Linked DNA regions of Mus musculus: all the other regions are linked to region 2. The links are chromatin contacts, found by Hi-C or POLR2A ChIA-PET in ENCODE. All regions are on one chromosome and are shown on one strand. The core of a region is the stretch at or near the end of the contact, and the rest is flanking DNA. Distances in the headings are between cores, read along the strand shown. Region 1 holds the start of Sipa1l2 (signal-induced proliferation-associated 1 like 2). Region 2 overlaps Sipa1l2 (signal-induced proliferation-associated 1 like 2). Region 3 overlaps Sipa1l2 (signal-induced proliferation-associated 1 like 2).

Evidence for each region. Hi-C counts contacts between places; a loop is a spot of excess contacts on that map. ChIA-PET counts read pairs that join two places held with the same protein, here RNA polymerase II (POLR2A).
Region 1: a map of heart shows a loop between it and region 2 (3-fold over the local background). The contact joins the promoter of Sipa1l2 here to the enhancer-like site in region 2. A Hi-C loop is called at or near these places in 5 of 37 maps with a recorded cell type or tissue (heart and left cerebral cortex). POLR2A ChIA-PET finds 5 or more read pairs at or near these places in 4 of 5 experiments (Patski and embryonic stem cell).
Region 3: a loop to region 2 is called in a map of heart, with 2.0 times the contacts of the local background. The contact joins two enhancer-like sites. A Hi-C loop is called at or near these places in 2 of 37 maps with a recorded cell type or tissue (both heart). POLR2A ChIA-PET finds 5 or more read pairs at or near these places in 3 of 5 experiments (all embryonic stem cell).

The regions. Positions count from the first base shown.
Region 1 is chr8:125,568,513-125,571,248 of GRCm38, forward strand. It overlaps Sipa1l2 (signal-induced proliferation-associated 1 like 2), which reads right to left and starts at 1,351. Exons shown (of 22, transcript NM_001357372.1): 1 at 1,143-1,351.
Region 2 is chr8:125,530,987-125,533,686 of GRCm38, forward strand. All of the region lies in intron 1 of Sipa1l2 (signal-induced proliferation-associated 1 like 2), which reads right to left. The region is part of intron 2 of 4930566D17Rik (a long non-coding RNA gene); the gene reads left to right. Among named protein-coding and RNA genes, the nearest start is that of 4930566D17Rik, 10 kb to the left of the region's middle. Within about 2 kb of position 1,350, at least 1 of the 3 ENCODE cell types and tissues checked has a DNase peak (open chromatin) inside an H3K27ac peak, as active enhancers do; it is heart, where a contact is called at or near this core.
Region 3 is chr8:125,487,604-125,490,353 of GRCm38, forward strand. The region is part of intron 3 of Sipa1l2 (signal-induced proliferation-associated 1 like 2); the gene reads right to left. Among named protein-coding and RNA genes, the nearest start is that of 4930566D17Rik, 33 kb to the right of the region's middle. Within about 2 kb of position 1,333, at least 1 of the 3 ENCODE cell types and tissues checked has a DNase peak (open chromatin) inside an H3K27ac peak, as active enhancers do; it is heart, where a contact is called at or near this core.

The DNA.
Region 1 (2,736 bases), core at 101-2,600, 38 kb after region 2:
TACAGATCTTCCTCAAATGCTGCCGGTCAACCCTTAGGCATGAACAGCCTCACACGCGCCCAAAACTGAAGATAGACTATTCTTCCCCCCTCCCAACCACCCTCCACCCCCTGCAATAGATCCCATTGCTGCCTGTTCCGGAAACCGCTCCAGCTAGCCATAAACAGCATGTCGAAATCTATGCAGCTCTTATCACCAAACCCACCCAAGAACTCCACATTCTCCAAAGACATCAAGACCTCCGCGATGCAGAGCCCAGTAACAAGCAGCTCGCTCATTCGTAGTCACCTCTGGTCGCTAGAGATCAAAGCCCACTTTCCATATTTGAAAAAAGAAATATAATAACCAGTTTAAGCCTTACAGGGGAGTACTATGTTTCAAATAAAGCAGCAGTTTGGGATAGTTTCTTCCTTTCATTCCAATTTGTAAGACGTTAAATAAATAAATAAATCCCAGCCTAGACTGCAGACGCAGGAAACTCAAGCGGGCAGCGGACTAAAATGCCTGTCATAAGAAAGCCATCTAGTGTTAAAGTTTAGAAGTGAAACCGCAGACAAAAGGAACATTTCTGGGACTATTTTGAAGTTACTGGGGAAAACCAATGAGAATAACCAAGACGCCCCGTTTTCTGCGGATGACTTGGGTTTTGGGGTGTTCTGCATTCTGCCTTTCCCCCTCGCTGTTTGGCCTTCTTTCTCAAAGCCATCCTTGCGCAGACCGAGGCAACTCCAAGCAGAACCCGAAGCGCCTAAGACCTGTTTTGACCAAAATCAGGTATCGCCCAGCCCCAATTCGTGAGGACGCACTTGCTGTCCGTTCGCCCGTGCTGACGTTGGCCCGGACTGAATTAATGTAGCCGAAGATGGTTAATGACGACAAACGTCTCCCCAAGGGGTGACGCCAAGTTGTCCTCGGCTTTCGCTCTCCGGGAGACGAGCCGAAATTGATTCTCGGGATTCTGCGACCAGGCTCAAATGAATGTGCCGGCGCTGCCGGTCGCTTCCCGACCGCGGTCCTCACCCGCGGAGACGCGAGCCCGCGCGTACAAAGGAGCGGGAGTCCCGGGGGAGCGGCCCGCAAGTTGCGCGCAGCCGGGCAGGTCCGGTCCCTGCGCCCTGCACCCCGCACCCCCCGGCACGCACCTCGGAGCCGCGGTCCTCTGGACCCCGCCAGGGCCGGCGCGCAGAAGCCAGGGCCTCGCCGCCCGCCGCCGTCCCGCGCTACCCATGGGCGCGCTCCCCGCGCGGCCGTTGCGCCCGCGGCTCGAGCTGTCGCCAGGCGCCGCGCTGCGTCCTCGGCCGCCCGGCTCCGTCTGCAGCCGGCTCCCGCCGCCGCCGCCCGCCCCGGCACCGCCCCCACGCGCTCCGCCCCCGCCTATTGGCCGGTGCCCCGAAAGACCCCACCCCGAGCGCGCCGCCCCCTCTCATTGGCCGGTGGCCGGACGGTCCCCGCCCCTAAAGCTCCGCCCACGCCCATTGGCCAACCGGACAGGCCCCGCCCCGAGCGCTCCGCCCACGCCCATTGGCGCGCCTCCTGGCCAGACTCGCCCCTCGCGGTCGGGCGCGCGCGAGCGCGAGCGTCCTCGGAGAGCGATTCTCCAGGTCGCGGCGAGCGCGAGGCCTCGGCTTACGGGGACAGGCGGCCGGCTTCGGAGTGCTCGCGAGCCCGGGTGCCCTCGGAACGACCGGTGCTCTCCGGGTGTGGACTCTCATTCGTACATGCTCGCACCATGTCCGGACCCTTGAGAGTCACCACGGCCTGGCGAAGCCCGAGGGACGGACTTGACGCAAAAGTGCAAGCTGTAGTCGCGCGGGCCGGGGAACCTGAGCCAGGAGCGATGCACGAGCGGGCCCACGCCTGCTCTCGGTGTTCCGGCCCTGTCTACCCCCTTTACCCCCAACCGCCGGGAGCCTCACCTGCGGCCGGCTGCAGAAGAGCGGCGTTGGGCTCTATTTTGAGATGCACGGGCAGGAGGAGTAAATAAGGCCGGAGCAGGTGGCAGAGCTGGCTCCACCTTACGTCCCCAGAGTCCTGAAATGGTTTGTTTGGGACTTTGAACTCCTCCCTGGAAGAGATAATGTTAATAATGTTATCTCTCCTTCCCTGTCGCAGTGCTTCCTACTACGAGCACACATCCTGGTGAAGTTTAAACAGTGGGTCCCCACCCAAGCTGCATTTCTCTGCGTGCACATTGTCCAATCTCTTATATATCATTTTAAATACAGGTGTAATGCGTAGGAATGGGCCTTGTAAAACATGCCAGCAACCTGTATATGACATTATGCTCCTGAGATTTCCAGGTTTTGAGGTCTTTCTGGATGGTCTCCCTATACCTACCGTTTGCAGAAGTTGTGTATGCATTCCACAAACATGAAGTCTGAGAAAAGTCCTGTGCTGCAGTGCTTTCTGGGAAACTTTTTACCAGACCCTGCTCTGTGCTTGGGGGTGAGGTGGGGGAGGGGGCAGATTAAACCGGGGCAGAGACTGTGGAATACAGCGCCAGAGAGGAAGGCAGGGCGTGGCTGCGGGCTCAGGTATCTTACAGAAACAAATATAAAATGCCTCTTTTGGCGAAGGTACGGAGATTGCTGGGGTTTCCAAGAAAAATACCAGCCATGAGGCATTCAACGGAGCTTGTCTAAAAGCCAGCGTGAGTCAGATTCCTCAGAAGTTAAGGGCGTTCTCTGCTTTTGCCAAGGACCTGGCTTCTGTACCAGGCTCTCAGTGGCAACTTAC
Region 2 (2,700 bases), core at 100-2,599:
GACTTCTCACTCAATTATTGATTTTCCTGCCAATTAATTACCATAGCGGGAGTCACTCGGGCTTAGCTTCGCAGGGATTTTCTCCTCAGTCTCCTTTCTGGAGTCGGGGGAGGGAGGAGGGATCAAAATAATTGAAACCCTGAGGATGAGACAAGTTCTAAAAAACATCTTCTGCATAACTTGCAAACAGTTCAGTTGTCACCAGACACTTGAGTGGGCACAGACTTGTTTCCTACTTGGTCCCAGGCTTGGATGTTTTCCAGGGAGAAATTTGCTCAATCCTGCCAACAACTTTACTACACGAATCCCAGGAGAAATGAGGTTTTTCTGCGTCCAAGGGAGGGATGCTGAGTGACTGTGTCTGGTTCATAAAAGTGAGATGCGTGAGGTACACGCATGAGAAAAAGAAACAATTTCTCACTATCACCTCCAAAGGAAAGGCGGATTTACTTCCTGAAGTACTGACTGCTCGGCCAACGGTGCTTCCTGATGCGAGACTTATGGGGTGACAGGGATGCCACACACAGAGATGCAGCATGTCTCCGGCAAAGGCTTCCTCCACAGGGTCTCCTGAGTCCATGGGGGTATGTGTGTGATCCACACACCCAGTACTTCCCACTCTCCCACCCTATGCCTCACCAGGGAACTGAGACCCCAGGACACACAATGTGACAGGCCACCCCATCTCCTGATGTGGCTTTACTGTGAAATGCCCCCCACAGGCTCAGGAACATCAGGCCTCCAGCTGATGGCTTTGTTTTGGGAGGTTAGGAACCTTTAGGAGGTGGGGCTTCATAGGAGGAAGCAGGTTTCTAGCCTTGAGGTTTATAGCCCAACCCTCTTCCTGTCTGGTCTTTACTTCCTGGTCCACTGAGATGAAAGCAAGCAGCTAGGTGCTCTTGCTGCATGCCTTGCCCCCGTGACAGACCAGATCTTTCCAGTGTGGAAGCAAAAGTCCTTCCTCCATTAAGTTGCTTCTGTCCACAACCACAGCAACAAGAATAGTAATGAATCCCTCTGCCAAGTCTACCCTCACTCCAGGGTTTTACCACTGCCTGCTTCTGCGGCCTGTCTCAGGAATGCCCACAAGAACTAAGCTTCAACAACTGACAGCAAGATACATCAAGGGGAAATTTATATTTGCACACAGCCTGAGTTTGAGACAGTAAACAAGTTACCAAAGCTCAATACAACTAAAGGAGAAAGAAACTTAGTTCACTGAGAACAAGGCAACAGCAAGGCTGACAGAGGAGGAGAGCAAGCCTGTGCTCAGACGCTCTTCTGGAAGGGGGAGGGAGCACACAGAAAAGACAGTGGACTCGACAGCCACGTGAATCAAACGCCAGCATCTCCTCCAGAAGCTGAGCTTGGCCAGGAGCTGTGCACAGCCAGAAGCTGTAGTCAGGAGCTGTGCACAGCCAGAGGCCAGCCTGTAGAAGCAGCTACTCACCAACAGCCGCTCCTCCCTAGGCCTGGCTGCTCCACAAGAAAGCTGGAATGAGACCCTGTACTTCCTGAACACCAGAGAGAGACACGATGTCCAGTGTGGTGCACATGCACCAGGTCAGTAGCCAGGGGCAACCGAGATCTACCAGGTGCGCATGCAGGCAAACAGGCCAGGCTTCCAGGCTGTCTCCATGCAATGTACAACATAGAAAAGGCAATGAACCTCGGCCCCTCTGGAGGTCTAGCAGAGAAAAAAAGCCCAGTAACTCAGTGTATGTGGGGTGGGAGTGGTGCTCTTGGTCCTGGACTACAGACAACAGAGGGTGAACTGCAGAGGCCCCTGCCTTCTGTGGGCCCTGCCTTCAGATGCTGGTCTAAAGGATGGGTAACCAGGGGCATCTGAATGGGAAGATGTGGTAATGAAAAGTTAGCAGCTGCCTGCCTGGAGCTCAAGTATTTTGGACGCTCCCGTTTCCCAGACTAAACCAGAAAATTATCCAGCTATTTGCACTGCAGAGCAGAGGTGCCCAATGGTGGTAGTAAAGTTTTCCACTAGAGCAGGTCAGAGATGGAGCCACCCCCGTGGGAGTTGCACTGACCAGGCAGCCCAAGGCTGTTGTAACTGCACAGCGGATGTGAGCTGTGCCAGCTCTGACCCCATCTGCCTGATAGGCTTTGGAATCCCCAGGGAACTGCCTCTGCAGCCTAGGATGCAGTTGGTTGGGTCCACGTGCCATCCACGGGCAGAGCTGTGCTTGGACTCTAACCCGTGTCTGGTGGGAACCCGCGTTGCTTCTACAGTACTTTTGTCTTGTAAGCCCTTTCTCTGGCTAGCTACCAACAGCGAGGGCTTTCTCTTAGTGCTCTCTCTCTCTCTCTCTCTCTCTCTCTCTCTCTCTCTCTTCTCTGTGAGAACCAAGTAGAACAAGTACACTTTTCATGTCCCAAGTGTGTGTGTGTGTGTGTGTGTGTGTGTGCATGTACACACTCATATGAAGACCAGGGATCACCATAGGGTGTTGTTCCCCATTGACCTTGCTTTCTGAGACAGTCTATCAACGGACCTGGAGTTCAGGGTTAGGCTAAGGACTCTGCCTGTCTCTGCTTCCCAGGACTGTGGCTTTTTTTATCTGGGTCCTGGGGTCAGTCAGGCCTCATACTTCCACAGCAAGCATTTGCAGACTAACCTGTCTTCCTAACCCTTTCCCATTCTCACTTTTAATTTCCTAAAATATGTTCAGACACTCACGAAGA
Region 3 (2,750 bases), core at 83-2,582, 43 kb before region 2:
CCCTGAATCCTTAGCTCATCTTGAAGACAGCATTGGGTGGGCTAGGAATCACTAATGTTCTCCATCTGGCCCTTTCACAGCCCTGGGTTATTAAGCACGGACTTCCACAGACGGGCACTTCAGCCTTGGCAAAGGGGTAGTTCCTGAGTTCCCAGACACTAAATAGGAACGTGGTGTTGAGGTGGGGTGGATAGTGCAGGATTTCTGTTTATTAGACTGGCTGCTGAACTTAGGATCTTGCGCATGGGAGGCAAGCGTTGCACAAACACCTCCAGCTCCAACCCAGTGTGAAACTCTCTGACTGCAGCATCCTTCATTCTCAGTGCTGCAGAGGAAGGCAAGCACTGGAGAGAAGGGAGCTGGGTGGGGGCTTGTGGGAGATGATGAAGACGTGAACCCAGATAATATGAGGCTCCCCTGGAGCAGCTTAGTTTGGGCAGTGCCACTGCCACCACGAGGGAGCCTCATGCCACTCTCTTGCCCCCTGCTTCTTCCAAGTTGCCTCCACCGCTGAAGAAAGTCAAATGTGTCCTGTCAGATGCCATTTTATATAGGAAGGAGATGGGGAAGGAGAAAGGAAAGGGGAAACTGAAAGACGGAAGAAAAAGTGAGGCAGGGAAGGAGCGAGGGGAGGGGAGCTTGAAGCAAGCACTGTCAACCTGACAAGCTGAAAGACTGACCTGTGGGCACACCTGTGGGGACAGTCTTCATTACAGTAACTGACATAGGAAGAGCCATCTTAATTGTGAGTGGGACCACTCCTGGGCTGGGTAAAATGGAGTGGACATACTGGATACTGGCTCTCACTCATTCCTCTCTGTTTCCTGACTGCTTCAAGCTCCTGCTGTCCAGATTTCCCATTCATGATAGATCCTACTTATCTGTGAGTTAAAATAGACTCTTTCTCCCTAAGGTTGCATTTGTCAGAGTATTTCAACATCGCAGCAGGGAAGAAGCTAAGTGGGCAGAGGGAGAGCATGGAGGAAAGCATGGAGGGAGAGCATGGAGGGAGAGAGAGCATGGAGGGAGGGAGAGCATGGAGGGAGGGAGAGCATGGAGGGAGGGAGAGCATGGAGGGAGGGAGAGCATGGAGGGAGGGAGAGCATGGAGGGAGGGAGAGCATGGAGGGAGGGAGAGCATGGAGGGAGGGAGAGCATGGAGGGAGGGAGAGCAAGGGCTCACAGCTGTTGGCCTCATCCTCTCTGAAACACACCCCTGAGGCTCTGGGGTTAAGCTTGTCTCTACACTTGAATCCTCAGGACTCTAGCCACCAATGTCTGGTCCCTAATGACTCCTGCTCTTAATTATATCTCAAGTAGCCCTGAGGAAGCAGGAGTCTCCTCTACACTGAAGCCTGGCAGCTTTCCTCTGAGGCCACTCCCCCTCAGCTGGGCTTCCCAGGCTTCCTCCCAGTGAGAAACCAGGGCCTTTGGTGCATTTCCTTATTCTGTGGGCTTCACAGGACAGTCTAGAACTCAGATTTCCAGCTACTTCCTAGGTCCTCGGCCTAGCCCCCAGTCAGAAATGAATCCAAGAGTCTTGCACTGCCAGCCAGCACGGCTACATCTCCTTACCATACACTCCAGGGTGTGTACACACAAGCTATTTCTGGGAGCTGATTAACTTATTTCTTTACCAACCTAAATAGTCTGAGAGCATTGCTTCCAAAGCTCTCCAGTGTCTCCATCATCAATCAGAGAGGGCAGAGGTCACTGGAGAGAGGTCTACACAAGTGACAGAAAAGCCAGATTAGAAATCACTTCCTGCAACAGACTCCAAGGCCATTAACAAGTCCAGTGGTGCCATCAGTCAGGGGCAGTAAACTTGGCTCCTCTCATACACACTCTGGAGGTGAGATGGACGCACTTGAGTGGGAGCTGTTAAGCTTTTGCACACTAGGACCTGAGAACCTTTCCTCCTGAAGGCCCAACTCTCCAGCACTCAGCCTGGATGCTAAGCCACTTACAGACTTGATTTCATGTGCCAGCTTCTAGCTATAACAAGTCTTGGGGAGGAAGCATGTTTTGCTGAGGTCATTTTCGAAAGCCAAAAGCAACTAGCTGTCTTCTTCCTTTCCAGAGTTCCTACGTAAGGGAGGGCACGACATGGGGGTGTCAGTCAGAGGTTCTGGGCTTTCCTGTGACAAGGACTGAACTCAAACAGGAGAGCTGGGAACAGGGAAAGGAGCATTCTGGTGACAAAGCCTGTGTCGCACACAGATGGTCAGACAGAGAAAAGTGGAAATAATTTATTCTATACTATATGAAAGATGTCCCGAACAACGGCAGAAGGAAGCCTAACTCTGTACCTGCTCATGTGAGCCACACACATCTGGTCAACTCAGAATTCTTTCAGCAGGGACTTGGGCATATCCAGCCTATGAATTAACGAGGCAAGAGCAGAGAATGGTGGGGAACCCACAGAGTTATCCAGCTACACAGTGCAAGGAGCGACACAGAGGACAACACAGGATGGATGTAACCACAGGACACTTAGTAAGGGGGTAAAGTTTAAATAAAGCTCGATGTCAGAGGGGAGGAAGCATGCCCTTGGTGAGAGCTGTCCAGGTGACGGGTACCGAGGAAGCTGCTCTAAAGCAGAAAGGCCCACGGCAGTGCCTGAAGCCTGGGATGATTTCAACGTCTCCCACAGGCTCATGCTAAACAACGGGTCTGTAGCTGGTGGTGCTACTATGGAGGGCCCTAGAAACTTTACAAGGTAGAACTTTGCCGGAAGAGCAGGTCACTGAA